Regions from separate parts of the Homo sapiens genome. Here regions 2, 3, 4 and 5 are each linked to region 1. A link is a contact called in ENCODE Hi-C or POLR2A ChIA-PET data. All regions are on one chromosome and are shown on one strand. The core of a region is the stretch at or near the end of the contact, and the rest is flanking DNA. Distances in the headings are between cores, read along the strand shown.

Region 1 (2,682 bases), core at 123-2,622:
TAACAGAACCTCTTGGTTATCATTCCATGCCAGTACTTACCTATTTCCTTTTTTTAAAGTGGCTGTATAGTTGGTAAATCATTACCAGCAAAAAGACCTATTATGGAGCCAGACTGAGTGGGTCTGGTGTTTCAGCAAGCCACTCAAGCTCTCTGTGCTTCAGTTACCTCATCTGTAACAGGAACATTTTCACCGTACCTGCTGCATAGGGTTTCTGTGAGAATTTAATGAGCCAATATCGTTCAGAATAGTGCCTGGCAGATGAACGCCCTCGTGGTGACTCCATGATTTATTTACCTAACATTGAAGAACTGTTTTAAGCAAGGGAGTGAGCGATATAATCTGGTTTCTTTTTAGAATAAAAAAAACATCACCCTGGCACCTGTTGGGGATGTTAAACGGGAGGAAGATCAGTCAGTGATGGATATCTTCTTGTGAGACTCTTGCAATACATAGTGATACGGAAGACTGGTTGGTACTGGCAGAGGAAGGAGAGGAAAAATAAACTCTTGAACCACTTTTAAGAGACCAAATGCTAGAACTTGTTGACTGCTGATGGCTGAGAAGAGACAATCTGACAAGTTCGAGATTTTTGGCTTAGTGGCCTGTGTAAATGGTGGTGCCACATTCGTATATTTTTTTTTTTTTAAAGATTTTTTGTTTCAGTGTCTACTACGGATCTGGCACTGTTCTAGGTACAGGAAATACGGAAACAGGATCTCTGCTCCGAGGAGCTTACACTCCAAGAGATATTTATGACTGGGAAGAGGAGACCCAGAAATAGTTAAGTAAACACATAAATGAACAAGAATGGCAAGCTAACTTAGCATGTCTTGATTGAACAGTAGGGGTCCAGTAAATATTCAGTAACTTTAAAACATCCAACCCTGTACGAGTTTAACAATCTCTCCTAACGGTGATTACAGGAGCCCGTGATTCATTCACAGCGGCAGACGAGCGCCAGGAAAGGGTTATTTGATCTGATCCCTCAAGTTCCGGAGGCAGCAGGTCAGACGATCGGCCCCATTTGGCAGCCAGGAAAAAAGCTTAAGCATTTTGGCCAAGGTTACACAACCCGAAACACCGGGACGCGGCCCGGAGGCGGCTTCGGCCTTGCGGTCCAGGCTAGGCCACTGCGCCGGGGCCCAGCCTGCTCGGCGCCCGCCCGAGTGCTCGGCAGGCCCGTAGCGCCGCGGCTCCCAGGAGCCGAGGGGCAGCCGGCGCGCAGGCGGCGGTTGCCGGGCCCTCCCTCGGCCCGGCGGCGGTGGCGGCCCCGCGTCGCGAGGCACTTCCGGCGCGTGCCGGGGTGGCCGGATGACGTGGCTGAGTCAGAGGAAGAGGCTGAGGAGGCGCGGGGGGCGGGGGAGGCTCAGGAGCGGGCGGTGACGGCGACGGCGGCGGCAGAGGAGGCAGCGGCTGGGCCGGGCCCCGTGCGTCTGTCCGCGCCCCGTGGATGCGAATCGGCCGCGGCGGAGGCGGCGGCGGCGGAGGAGGCGGCGGCGGGAGGAGGAGTCGGTGAGCCGGCTCCGGGCCGGAGGGGCGCGGAGGATGAGGCCGCTGCCTGGCGCTCTTGGCGTGGCGGCGGCCGCCGCGCTGTGGCTGCTGCTGCTGCTGCTGCCCCGGACCCGGGCGGACGAGCACGAACACACGGTGAGGCGCCCCGGCCGGCGCGGCCGCCCCGGGCTAGCTCCCCAGTTGCCCACTGAGGCAGGCCCCACGCAGCCTGGAGTGCCCGGCGGCCCGGTGGTGCCCCACTGCGGCCCGAGGACTCCTTCCGGTTGGGCCTGGCGGAGCAGGAACCTTGGGAGCGTGGAGGAGGCATTTCCGTGCGCTCCCGGGACAGGGCTCCGCTCCCGAGTGACAGGGTCTCCTTCCCCCGGTCTGGGCCTCAGTGGCGCCGCACCCCAGGGTCTCGGGGTTCCTGGGACCCTGGGGCCAGGAAGGAGCCTGGGAAGGGTTGAGGTTCATCCACCGCGGGAGCGGGGCAACGGGCAGGCTGGGCTCGGGGCTTTTGCCCCCCAGGGAAGGAGACTGCCTTCTGGCTACTGAGGGCTGCGACGCCGAGGAAGATGGATGCATCGTGATTACCCGGCAGCCACTAACCAGGAAATATCCTACACTTTATGGTCTCCTTTGGCTTTTATCGCCCGCTTCTGCCCAGACCGGATTAAAACCCTGGGGTGGGGCAGCATTAATAAACTTGAATTGAAGAGCAGTTTATACTTACTTGTAAGTGCACCCAACCTACACGCGTTCAATTCCTAGGCCTTTCTTGTAACTTTCTCCTCACCTTCCAGCCCCTAAGTGAGACCCCCATCCCGATAGTCTCTAACTAAGGCAGCTTCTGACAGTAAAGGGTCTTGACGTTTCCCAGTCTTCAGGTCAGGGCCAGAAACAGTCCCTTTTGCATTTGGCCTAAAGGTGATTGGCAGTTTGTTTAATTGGTATTCTCACATCAAAACGTGCATGTGAACGACTCTTCAAATGGCTTTCACTTAGGGCTGTAACTGTGGTTTTCAGAGTGGTAGACTTGAGCAAGGCAGGAAGGTCAGGTAAATTGAGAGTTTGCTTGACGAGTAATTGTTTTTTATACCTTTACCATTAATGATAGGAGTTTCTATGAGAGACTGTGTTTGTACTAAATCAGAACGATCTGAGGGAGTCTTATGTCATTTCTGGTAA
Region 2 (2,682 bases), core at 69-2,568, 1.3 Mb after region 1:
TCCCTAGAAGCTGGGACAGGTGTGCCCCACCAAACCTGGTTAATTTTTATTTTTTTAAATTTTTTTGTAGAGACAGGGTCTTGCCGTGTTGCTGGGGCTGGTCTAGAATTCCTGGGCTCAACTGATCCTCCTGACTCAGCCTCCCAAAGTGCCGGGATTCCAGGCGTGAGCCACGTGTCCGGCCCCTAGAAAATGACAGAGAGTGGTGGGGATGTCTGGGAGAACAGCATTGCAGACAGGGCCCTGAGGCAAGGCCCTGAGTTAGGAGCAAGGAGCACAGCCTGGCAGACTGGGGGGCAGGTGAGGAAAGGGCAGGAGGAGTTGGGGTCAGAGAGGGAGTTGGGGCCATTCTAGGGGTGGCCTTGTAGGCATTGTAAGGATCTGGGTTTTCACTGGTGGTGAGGTGGGGACGCCATGGACAGCATGAGAAATGGTCTGGTCCGGCGTGGAGAATGCACTCCACCGGGAGGGCGTCAGGGGGAGCCTGGCTAGGAAGCTGGTGGGAGGCTGGGAATCCAGGTCCCGGACTCAGCTCTTCTTTTGCATTGACTTGGCCCTTGGCCCGCCCCAAACTTGAGGTTTGAACTGTTGAGGTCAGAACCTACCATGAACTCCAGCCTGGAGGAAAGATTTCTAGGAAGGCCTTGAAGTTCAGTTATAACCTGAGTGATGGTCTCATTAGCATTATAAAAGTTCCAGGATGGGGTTCTGCAGCACTGGGCCCGGGCAGTGGTCCAGATGCTGACGAGTGGTGTAGCGTCGGGCAAGTCTTCTCACCTACTGAGCAGACTCAGTTACTTCATCTGTAAAATGGGACTAAACGTCCCGGTTGCCTCAGCATCAAATGAGATCGTTCGAAAGCACCTTTTAAACATCATTACCGATTACAAAAAGCAAATGGGAAGTCGGAGCCGACCTCAGAGGGCTGACTTGGCACAGCACTTCAAATTTCTCGTTTTACAAAGCACGAGGCGCGAGTTTGTCTCGCTGTCAGGACCTGCTTCCCTCTCACCTAGCACCCGCCCCGGGCCCGAGAGCCGCGGTGCGGCCGTGCGTACAGGAGGGAGGGAGGCGGTGTGGGGTCCCGGGCAGAGCTGCTGAGAGCCCCGGCCCCGCATCTGACTCGCGCTCTCTCGGCGGGACTCCGGGCCAGGGCCCCCAGGCCGGCGCGCAGGGCGGGGAGCGGCTGCGGGCGGGAGGACGGGCGGGGCGGCGGGCGGCTACGCGGCCTGGGCGGAGCCGCCCCCGCCCTGGCCCTCGCGGTTGCCCTGCCCCCGCCAGCCCCAGGCTCCCCGGGCCCGCGCCGCGCCGCTCTTTCTCCGACAGCCGCCGGGGGTGCCCTGCAAGCTGTTCCGCGCGTCCTGCCCGTCTGTCCCCGCGGGTCGTCGCCCGCCACAGCCGCGCCATGACCACCCAGCAGATAGACCTCCAGGGCCCGGGGCCGTGGGGCTTCCGCCTCGTGGGCGGCAAGGACTTCGAGCAGCCTCTCGCCATTTCCCGGGTAAGAGCAGCTGGGACGTGCGTGGAAGCGGGGCGCTATGGGAGGTGATATGCGGAGACTGGGGCCCCGCGGGCGCGGTCGGGGACGGAGTCGGAACCGCAGCCGGGCGCGTCCAGGTGCGCTGTTAGTTGAGCGCTCTCCGCGCGCCCGGGCCCCGCCGCTCCCCGCCGCCCCTTCGCGGAGGCTGCGCTCCCGGGCTGGTCGGCCCGCCGCGGGCGCGCTCCGTGTCCGCCAGAAAAAAAGAAGGCAGTTTTCGTTCTTTGGCCCCGGAAGCGCGGCGGGGCGGGTGTTAGTTCTTTGTCAACCAGCGAGGGGACGAGGGTCCCCGCAGATCCCGCGCGCTGGGAGATGGCACTTCTCCCTTCTTCCCAGATCGCAGTGCAGCCGAACGCAACAGGAAAGACCTGGAAAGTGAGGTGGGGTGGGTGGGAAGTTTACTGGGGTGGGGGGCAAGTGGGATTAACCTAAAAAAACAACCGAAACACGCTCTTTGGACTTGACCCACGGCCGAGGCTCGCCCCTCGAATGGCTTTTGGAGAATGTGCTGGATTCGGGAAATAAACACAACAAACAAACTCAAGTAAACCCTCTTGGTCATTCTCCCCTCTGCAGAACGTGGCCCCGCCGTCATTCTTCCTAGCATTCCCAGATTATCTCTTTCCCCTCCCCGCACCAGCCCTTTTTTCTCAGGGCATGAGTAGATACTGCGATGGGGTGTCCACCTGGGGTGGGGTTGAGGTGCTTGAAATCTAAGAGGGGCTTCGGATCTTTAGAAGGACTCACGTTGAATCAGGGGCCACCAGAACCATTGCCCCCCTAATAAAGTGAAACCCCCAGGGAGACCCAGACTCAGTGTTCAGAGGTCTGGGCTTTGGCCATTTAATCTGGCCAAACACAGGTTGATGTCCCACTAAGAGATGTCACGTTCAGTGCTTGGGCACCAAGAAGAGACTCAGTAAGTACCTCGAATGAGGAAAGGGAGAAAAAGAAGTCCCCTTTCTCCCCACCCATGGCCACTCCTTGCCTGTAGGCGGCACATTCCATTCTTGGGCTCATCTGCCTGCTGAAGCTGCCCTTCAGCTTGTCTCCCAGACTTTCTAAACATCCTTCTTTTTCACTTGGGGTTGGGGGAAGGGTGGAGAAGAAAGGGAAATATCCTTATGGATCCTTTTGACTCAAGC
Region 3 (2,682 bases), core at 111-2,610, 1.1 Mb before region 1:
GTGTAAGGGTACAACCCACCGGCTTCTCCTATCGGTCCCCACCTCGGCGGATGGGCCCCACCCCAAGACAACCGAGCACAGAGAGACCGGCTGGGAGGAGCTTCGCAGGATGCCAGCACAATCCCCAGCTAAAACCAAACTCGTCGCTCATCCTGGGACCAGCCAAGGCCTGTCCTCAGCTCCGCCCGCGGCCCAGCGCCTGCGTTTTACAGCACCGGAGGCTGGATGAGGGGCCAGGGAAGGGAGTGCTCTTCCGACCACGGGGCGGGAGGGAAGGGGGCAGCCAGAAGCCTGGTTCCAATTTGGGAGCCTCCCCCGGATCTGCGCGGCCCCTGTCCACGTCTTAGTCTCAGCAGGGAAGGGAAGAGGAACCGCGAGGTTTCGCCTCGGGGCGGCTCGTCTGCGAGTGTGTGTCAGCCCCTCGGATCGCAGCCTGCGCTTGTCCCGGGAGACGGCGCGTCCGGCGCGGCGGTCGGGATTCTGGGCTGGGATTCTGGGCGGCGGCGGCGCTGCCGTCGGGCGGGAGCTGAGCGTCAGGGTTCCCGGGCGCGGGCGACAGTGGAAACGCTGGAGGGCAGGGAGAGGGTGCCAGGGCGCACCCGCGCGGGGCGGCGGCGGGGGAAGGGATTAAGGAGGCTGGTCTCCGGGGATTCCCCCGCCCCGATCGGGGCCGCGGCGGGCGCGGGCGGCCTCACGCCACCTCCTGCTTGCCCTGGCAGCGACGCCCGCAGCCATAGAGCGCCGAAAGCAGGTAGAGGCCGTGGCAGACGCCGCCGCAGACGGCGGCCGCCAGGAAGGCGTGGTAGGCGCAGGGGAGCGGGTAATCCTTGAGGTTGCAGTAGCTGTGGCGCTGCATCTGGTCGCTCATGATGCCGGTGGCGGCGCCGTAGAGCGCGGCCGCCAGCACATCGTGCGCCACGTTGACCATGAGCCAGCGCGAGCCCAGCACGGGGACCAGCTCGTGCTTGCCCAGCAGCGTGAGGAAGTAGAGGCCCAGGGTGAGCAGCCAGAAGAGCACGGACACGAAGAGCGCGAAGTGCACGGGGCCCTGGTACTTGCTGGTGGCGATAGTGATCCAGAAGGCAGCGCCGGCCAGCAGCTGCAGCAGCCGCAACACGCCCAGCGGGCTGCGCAGGAAGGGCCGCTGCAGGCGCACCGCGCCGCGGGCCGCACGCGCCTGGGGCGGCGGCTGGCGCGGGGGCGGCGGGAGCATGGCCCCTGGGCGCGGTGGCGGCGGCGGCGGCGCCCCGAGCAGCGGAATGGCGGCGCCTTGCTCGCGGGGGCAGCACGGCCCAGGTGCCCGCTGCGCCCGCCGCGGCCTCCTCGCCTTGCTCCCCTCTTAGTCCTCTCTTCCTCTCCTCCTTTCCCCACCCTTCCTCTCCTCTCTCCTCCCCTCGGCCCTCCTCGCCTTCTGTCTCCAGCTCTCCACCCTTCCCACCCGCCCCTTTCCCTTCCCCTTCCCCTCGGCTGTCTCCTCCCCCGCGCGCTCCTCCCGGCTTCCTGCCATCTCTCTTTCCATCTCGCTCACCACCCTGGCGCCCCCCTTTCCCCTCTGCGCCAGGCCCCCAGCTCGGATTCCTTCGTCCTCGGGCCAGGGCAGGGCGCATCTCCCAGCCCGACGCGGGCCTTCCGCCCTGTCCGCCCGTGCGCTGCTGCGCCAAGTTTGCCACATCTGGGGCCGCCCCTGCCCGCCCTGCCTCCTCCTTTTCCCTCTTTCCTGCCATAGCGCCCACCCCGGGCCTCTGGGCTCTTCCTGGGCGCGGGAGGAGAGCAGTGCTGGTTTTGAACTGGCATCCACTGTCACCTGGACATCCGCAGTCTCCTGCCAGGGCCCGCCTCGTCCTGTCCAAAGCTGTCCGAGTTACCCATGTCGGAGTAAGAGTCCATCACCCACCAGAGGCACCGCCACTCGTTCCACTCGGCACAAGCTTATTGTCCACACCCTCTTTTATCCAACCCTTCCTTGCCATCCTTCTGTCTTGCCCACATTCAAAATACGCTACCTAACATGGCTGGGACACAAACCCAGGGCCAAGAGGAAGCAAAGCCCACGGACTTAACTACTAGGCCGAACTGCCTGTGATGGAGGCTAACGATGCTTTACATTATTATTATTCCGTGCCACCGCTTTACCTGAGTTCTCATTTAACCCTCAAAACAACCACAGAGATACACGCAACTCCCCTCATTTTGCTGAGGAGGAATGAAGCCTACCTGGGTTCAGACCAGGAAGCTGGTAACTACCACCAGTCTCTCTTCTCTCCTTCATGCTCAACCTTTGTGCCCATGGCATCTTTCTTTTTTCTTTTTCCTTTTTTTTGTGGGGGGGGGGGTGGGGGGCGGTGGGGTAGAGTACTGTTCTGTCGTCCAGGTTGGAGGGCAGTGGAGCAATCTCTGCTCACTGCAACCTCCGCCTCCCGGCCTCAAGTGATTCTCCTGCCTCGGTCTCCCAAGTAGCTGGGACTACAGTCGCGAGTGCCACCACACCCAGCTAATTTTTGTATTTTTTTTAGTAGAGACAGGGCTTTGCCATGTTGGCCAGGCTGGTCTCGAGCTCCTGACCTCAAGTGATCTGTCCCCCTTGGCTCCCAAAGTGCTGGGATTACAGGCGTGAACCACCAAGCCAGGTCATGACATCTTTCTAAAAGACAGACCTGATGTTTGTTACACTGCTTCCCCTAC
Region 4 (2,682 bases), core at 133-2,632, 1.1 Mb before region 1:
GAAACTTCCCTGAAAACAGGGAAGACTTGGTATTTCTTAAATTCTGCAGTTCTCAAAAGGATAAAGGTCACTTCTCAGATACCCTGGTCACTCCATGCCCCATCCTATAACCATCCCCCTTTATATACAGGCAGGGGACAAAATAAAGGTCGGCAAACGCTCTGCCTTAGTTGAAAAGCAGGCTGTTGATAGCCCTGGGAGAGAAATGAAAGAAAAAGTAGCTGATGGCCCCATGTTTCTAAAACTCCAAGTTCTATCTAAACTTTGGAGTCGTCAAAAAGTATTTGAACCCTTTCCCAGAAGTGAGCAATACCCAGGGCAGATGAAACTGGTGAGTCCGCCCATTCTTTCTTCAACGTCTGTTAATAAGAGCTGGGACGGTGGCAGGGGACATCCCCCACAACATAGAAGGCTGGAACTGAATTCTCAGATCCCCTGATAGGTCACCCATCCTCCTCCGTGAACAGCGACACACTGGTTCGGTCGGTCCAAAAAGAGAGAACAGGCCTAAAGCCCCAAATCTGCAAGTCGGCGGCCGAATAGCTGTCCCAGTAGTGTGAAGCTAAGTACCCTACTAGAAAGCAGTCTCTGTCCAGCGGCGGATTGCCCCACCACACCGCTGAGCCCCCGGCCCGTATCTGGTCAATTTCCTCTTTTCATTTTCCGCTCACTCCTCCCCCACCAAGTAGGTTCTGATTTATTTCTCCATTCCGCAGAGCGTCCCCAGCTCCAGTCCTCAGTGGCATCCCTAAATCCTGCCAGGGGCTGGTACTGTGAAGTTTCTCCCTTTTCCCTCTGGCTGTGCGAAGCCCCCAACTCCCCAGGAGCGCCGCCGGCCCTCAGCCCGCGGCGGCGGTCCCCACCCCCGCACTCACCCCCTGAGGGTCCTTGACGAAGTAGCTTCCGCTGGAGCCCTGGTAGATGCGCTCGGGAAAGATGCAGCGCTCGATGGCCAGCTCGGCCTGCCGCACCACCGCCTCGAACTCAGGATCCTCCGGGAACTCGTTCCGCTCGCGGTGGGCCTGAGCGGCGTGGGCTGCCGCCGCGGCCTGAGCGGCCAGAGCCTGGGCCTGCGCCGCCACGGTTTGGGTCTGGCCCTGGGCCGCCGCGCCCCGGGCCCGATCCAACAGTGGCTGCCGCTCGCGGTCGTGGCCCGGCGAGCCCGGCGGAGAGGGGCCCGAGCCGGCCGCCGCCGCCACTCGGACCGCGCCCCCGGGCACCTGCGGAAAGTGAGCGCCCGAGCCCGACGGGAAGGTGTAGTCCGGGGGTTGGGCCCGCTCGGGGGACACTAGTGGGCTCGTCTCGTCCATCCCTCAGACAGCCGGCTCCGGGACCCGGCGCGCTCCACACCACTGCGCTCGCGGCCGCGACCAATCCGTGACATCCCCCAGGCCCCGGCCGGCCAACCAGGTCGCGACGCCTCCTTGGCCCCGCCTCTAACCTGCCCTGTTTACTTGGCTACGAATAGGCACGGCCCCTCGCGCGCGAACAGTAGCCAATCAGAACCTGCTCCTACGCAATCGCTGCCTCCGCATTTTTCTCCCCGTCACCTTCTGTGAAGACTGCGCATGCTCCAGGACCCAACCTTGGGTCAGGCACGCCCCCTGCCCCTACTATACCAGCGCCACGCTTAGCTTCCAATTGGCTTACTGGACTTGGGCGCTTTCAAAACAGCAACTATCCTGTCAGTCACTCATTGAGTGCCTACTCTGAACCGGCTGTGAGATTGGAGGAATCTCATCTATGTATCCTCATTCATTCAGTCAGGCACTCATTCATTTATTGAGCACGTACTATGTTCTAAGTGCTAGGGAGACAGCAGTGAAGCAAAGAAACAAAGCTGCTGCTCTACCTCGATGAAACGTTTTTTTTGGGGCGGGGGGTTTGTTTTTTGGGTTTGTTTTTTTTTTTTTTTTGAGACAGAGTGATCAGTCTCCAAAAAAAAAACGACAGAGGTCAAGTGATCTGCCCACCTCGACCTCCCAAAGTGCTGGGATTACAGGTGTGAGCCACTGCGCTTGGCCTGGAAGTAGGTTTTTAAAGGAAAAGAGGCAGTTCCTAACTTGTTTACCAAGAATTTACATTAAAATAACAAGTTATAGATTGGCTATACATTGTACTTTGTATCCCAAATTCGTATCTCAGTTGACCTAACATACTTCCAATGTAGATGTAACAATGTCAGGTTACACTTCAAGTTCGCAGGAACTTGAAGGTAATGGGTGAAGTAGCCAGTCAGGATAAAATGTCTTAACAATTGCCTCCAGGTTTTCCTAGGAAGCCCTGAAGATTTCTTTTTAAAATATTATTATTATTTTTTTAGAGTTAGGTTATCTCTATGTTGCCTGGGCTGGTCTTGAACTCCTGGCCTCAGGCGATCCTCCTCCCTCAGTCTCCCAGAGTGCTGGGGGATTACAGGTGTGAACCACCCACAGTGCAGCCAAAAAATAAAAAATTTTTAAAAGAAAAAAACCCGCCAGGCACAGTGGCTCACGCCTGTAATCCCAGCACTTTGGGAGGCTGAGGCAGGCGGATCACCTGAGGTCGGGAGTTCAAGACCAGCCTGACCAACATGAAGAAACCCTGTCTCTACTAAAAATACAAAATTAGCCGGGCATGGTGGCACATGCCTATAATCTCAGCTACTCGGGAAGCTGAGGCAGGAGAATCGCTTGAACCCAG
Region 5 (2,682 bases), core at 130-2,629, 1.0 Mb after region 1:
CAGGTGGTCACCAAAGACTTGTCACCGTTCCCTGACATCTAAGAATCTTTGCTGATGAGTTTCCGATCAGTCTGTGCAGTTATCAAGGCCAGTCTTTACCCTGCCACCCACAGCCTGTTCACTGAGAATGTGCTCTGGCTGAAGATGCTTGCAAGGGCAGCTGACAAAAATCAGTTGTGCTCAGCCCAAAGGGCGAGTGTCTTATCTTCAGGGATGTGGGAAGCTGGGCATGGAGGGAGCAAGTTCCAGACCAGTACTTGCTGGCTCTGCGACCTTGGGCCAGCAGATTCCCCACTCTGATCCCTGTCTCTGTTTCCTTTTCTGTAACTCTGAGGGGGACTAGAGGAGGTCAGGAGAATGGCATAGCACAGTGGTTAGCTCTGAACCCCATCTAACACGGTGCCTTCCCCCCACTTGCAATGACCTTGTTGCATTGTATGCACTCTACTTTTCACATTGTAGAGGATCTTATTTATTTACTTGTCTCCACTAAAATGGAAGCTTCCTAAGGGAAAAGGCCTTGCCTGTCTTGTTCTCTGCAGTTAACACTGGGGTCCAGCACTGCCACAGAGCCTCTAAATATATGTGTGTTGCATGAGTGAAATCTCAGAGCCTGGGTTCAAATCCTGGTTGCACCACTTGCTGTGTGACCTCGGACAAGCCACTTAAACTACACCTCAGTTTTCCTGCATAAAAATAGTAATTATTTTCAGTTTTCTCACTAGAAAAATATGGATTAGTAATCGTTCCTCTCTTATCAGGCTAAGAGGATCAAATGAGGAAATATCCGGGAAGCATTAAGCACACTGGCTGGTACAGAGCACACGAATGACAACAGCAAACGTTTATGTAGCACGACGGCCAGGAACTGATCAAAATGCATCACCTATGTTAACTATGTTAATCTTCACTAGATTTTACGAAGTCGGACTATTATGCCATTTTACAGATGGGTAAACTGAGGCCCAGGAGTTAAATAACTTATCACTGTTATTTTACGTCTAAGGTTCCTTCCAAGCTCCCCGTGGGCGACCCTTCCGAAGGACCAGAAGGCGCGCCAGGCCAGCGTCCGGCCCGGCCAGGACGGAAAGGGTTACTAGGCCCGCGCGCCCGTTACCGGCGGAGGCCGGCGGGCTCACAATGCCAGGAGCCGGGCGCCGGACACTTCTTCGCCTCCCATCCGCGCACACGCCCCTTCCTGTCACGGCTGGGCCCGGCCCCGCCCCCGGCACCGCCCGCTGGCCGGGCGCTGCCAGAGTGGACGGTTCCAGAGGCATGCTAATGAGGGGGCGGGCACCGCAGCCCATTGGTTGTCCGCGGAGTGTCGGTGAAGTCAGCGCTGAGTCCCAGAAAAACAGAGCGGGGCCAGCTGCAGCGTGTAGTGCGAGTGGGGCGGACGCGCGCAGCCCGCCCGCCCGGCGACCAGCAAGGTAAGCCCGCGCTCGCCCGCCCGGCCGCGCTTGCCCGCTCGGCGGCGGCAGCGCCGGGGGTGTGCGCGGCTCGGCCCCCGCGGGCGGCGCCTTTGTTCCGCGCTCGGAGGAGGCGCATTTAAAGGGCCAGCTGTTGGAGGGACTTGGGGGACCCCCTCCCCCAGAGCATCCCCCCATGGGCACAGGGAAAGCGGTGGTCCCTCGCGGCCGAACCGTCCATCCTGCCTGCTCGGCGAATCCCCAGTCTTTCAAGGAAAGTTCCCCAGGGTGCGGAGGATCTGGGGGCTTCCAGGGTTGGGGGTTTTTAAATTTCCTTTTTTGGTGGGTGTGGGGTAGTACGATCATGGCCTCTGCTAGGAGAGAATGTCCGCCCGTCTCAGGGTGGCTGCAATTTGGGTGGGTGGAGGAGACATCAAAGCCCGAATGGGTTTGTGCTGTAAAGTGAAACTACCGAGGAGGGGCACCTCTGCAGCAGCCAGAGGAAGGCGGAGGGAGCGAGCGGCGGGATGGAGGCATCTCAGGTGTGTTCATTCATCAGCATCCCCTGGAGAGGGCGGCGGGAGGGGCGCAAGGACGACGCGGTTGGCCGGACCCGCCTGAATGAACGGGGACTAGTATGCGCCGGGGACACGGCGCCTGCCCGTGCCGCCCGTGCCCCTTCTTCTCCCCGAGTGGCTGACAGCATCTTGCTAGGCAGCTCATCACCGACATGGACAGCAAGCAACTCCTTTCTCCGAATTCCCCGGGCATCCCCTGCTACCACCTCGCTGCTTTCCGATGTGGCTTCCTTGATACGTGGTAGCGCCATTCAAGATAGAGGGGAAAGAGGCTTGAAGTCATTATGTTTCCTTCATGGGGGAATGTGCTGTCGAATTCTGCATCCCCATGCATCCGCTGTCGTAAGATGGCTTTGAAATTCACCAGTGCATGCTTTCTCCAGGCAGACAAGAATTTATTACGCTATTACATTGCTACGTAAAAGCAGAAGGGATCCCACTGAGCATGGCTCGTTTTGTTCAGTCCTCGGTTTTTCCCAGCATGTTCTGGGCGAGCCTTTGGATTTTTGTTTTAAACACTGAGCGTTGGGATGCCCCTGTTGTCACAGGGCCGACCTGCTGAAATTGCTGGAATTGGTTTCATCGTCAATAGGAGGGAGGTTCATCTAGAGACATCATGGAACCTATCTGGCGTGTCAGGCCTCTGACTCCATCTCTCCCCTCAACACCCCCCCCCCCGCCCAGCCCCCCGCGCC

The links. Hi-C counts contacts between places; a loop is a spot of excess contacts on that map. ChIA-PET counts read pairs that join two places held with the same protein, here RNA polymerase II (POLR2A). Pooled maps may share reads with other maps.
Region 2: a pooled map shows a loop between it and region 1 (5-fold over the local background). The contact joins the promoter of PDLIM1 here to the promoter of TM9SF3 in region 1. A Hi-C loop is called at or near these places in 2 of 37 single-sample maps with no recorded cell type and 2 of 50 pooled maps.
Region 3: a loop to region 1 is called in a map of breast epithelium, with 23 times the contacts of the local background. The contact joins the promoter of MARVELD1 here to the promoter of TM9SF3 in region 1. A Hi-C loop is called at or near these places in 1 of 168 maps with a recorded cell type or tissue (breast epithelium). POLR2A ChIA-PET finds 5 or more read pairs at or near these places in 1 of 52 experiments (WTC11).
Region 4: a map of CD4-positive, alpha-beta T cell shows a loop between it and region 1 (4-fold over the local background). The contact joins the promoter of PI4K2A here to the promoter of TM9SF3 in region 1. A Hi-C loop is called at or near these places in 4 of 168 maps with a recorded cell type or tissue (CD4-positive, alpha-beta T cell, CD4-positive, alpha-beta memory T cell and naive thymus-derived CD4-positive, alpha-beta T cell) and 14 of 50 pooled maps.
Region 5: a loop to region 1 is called in a map of naive thymus-derived CD4-positive, alpha-beta T cell, with 8 times the contacts of the local background. The contact joins the promoter of SORBS1 here to the promoter of TM9SF3 in region 1. A Hi-C loop is called at or near these places in 2 of 168 maps with a recorded cell type or tissue (CD4-positive, alpha-beta memory T cell and naive thymus-derived CD4-positive, alpha-beta T cell) and 7 of 50 pooled maps.

What each region holds. Positions count from the first base shown.
Region 1 is chr10:96,585,702-96,588,383 of GRCh38, reverse strand. TM9SF3 (transmembrane 9 superfamily member 3) reads left to right here and starts at 1,372. Exons shown (of 15, transcript NM_020123.4): 1 at 1,372-1,650. The coding sequence starts at 1,549. It overlaps LOC105378443 (a long non-coding RNA gene), which reads right to left and starts at 1,320. Exons shown (of 3, transcript XR_946220.4): 1 at 41-1,320. RefSeq lists an enhancer at 205-264 and a silencer at 1,143-1,712.
Region 2 is chr10:95,289,639-95,292,320 of GRCh38, reverse strand. PDLIM1 (PDZ and LIM domain 1) reads left to right here and starts at 1,318. Exons shown (of 7, transcript NM_020992.4): 1 at 1,318-1,501. The coding sequence starts at 1,406. RefSeq lists silencers at 961-1,040, 1,091-1,480, 1,531-1,630, 1,651-1,760 and an enhancer at 2,482-2,682.
Region 3 is chr10:97,712,408-97,715,089 of GRCh38, reverse strand. MARVELD1 (MARVEL domain containing 1) reads right to left here and starts at 1,360. Exons shown (of 2, transcript NM_031484.4): 1 at 1-1,360. The coding sequence starts at 1,213. The coding sequence ends at 692. RefSeq lists a silencer at 469-688 and an enhancer at 999-1,048.
Region 4 is chr10:97,639,371-97,642,052 of GRCh38, reverse strand. It overlaps PI4K2A (phosphatidylinositol 4-kinase type 2 alpha), which reads right to left and starts at 1,382. Exons shown (of 9, transcript NM_018425.4): 1 at 876-1,382. The coding sequence starts at 1,310. RefSeq lists silencers at 1,063-1,292, 2,457-2,640.
Region 5 is chr10:95,560,068-95,562,749 of GRCh38, reverse strand. SORBS1 (sorbin and SH3 domain containing 1) reads left to right here and starts at 1,379. Exons shown (of 33, transcript NM_001034954.3): 1 at 1,379-1,430. RefSeq lists silencers at 1,030-1,399, 1,440-1,549 and an enhancer at 1,034-1,796.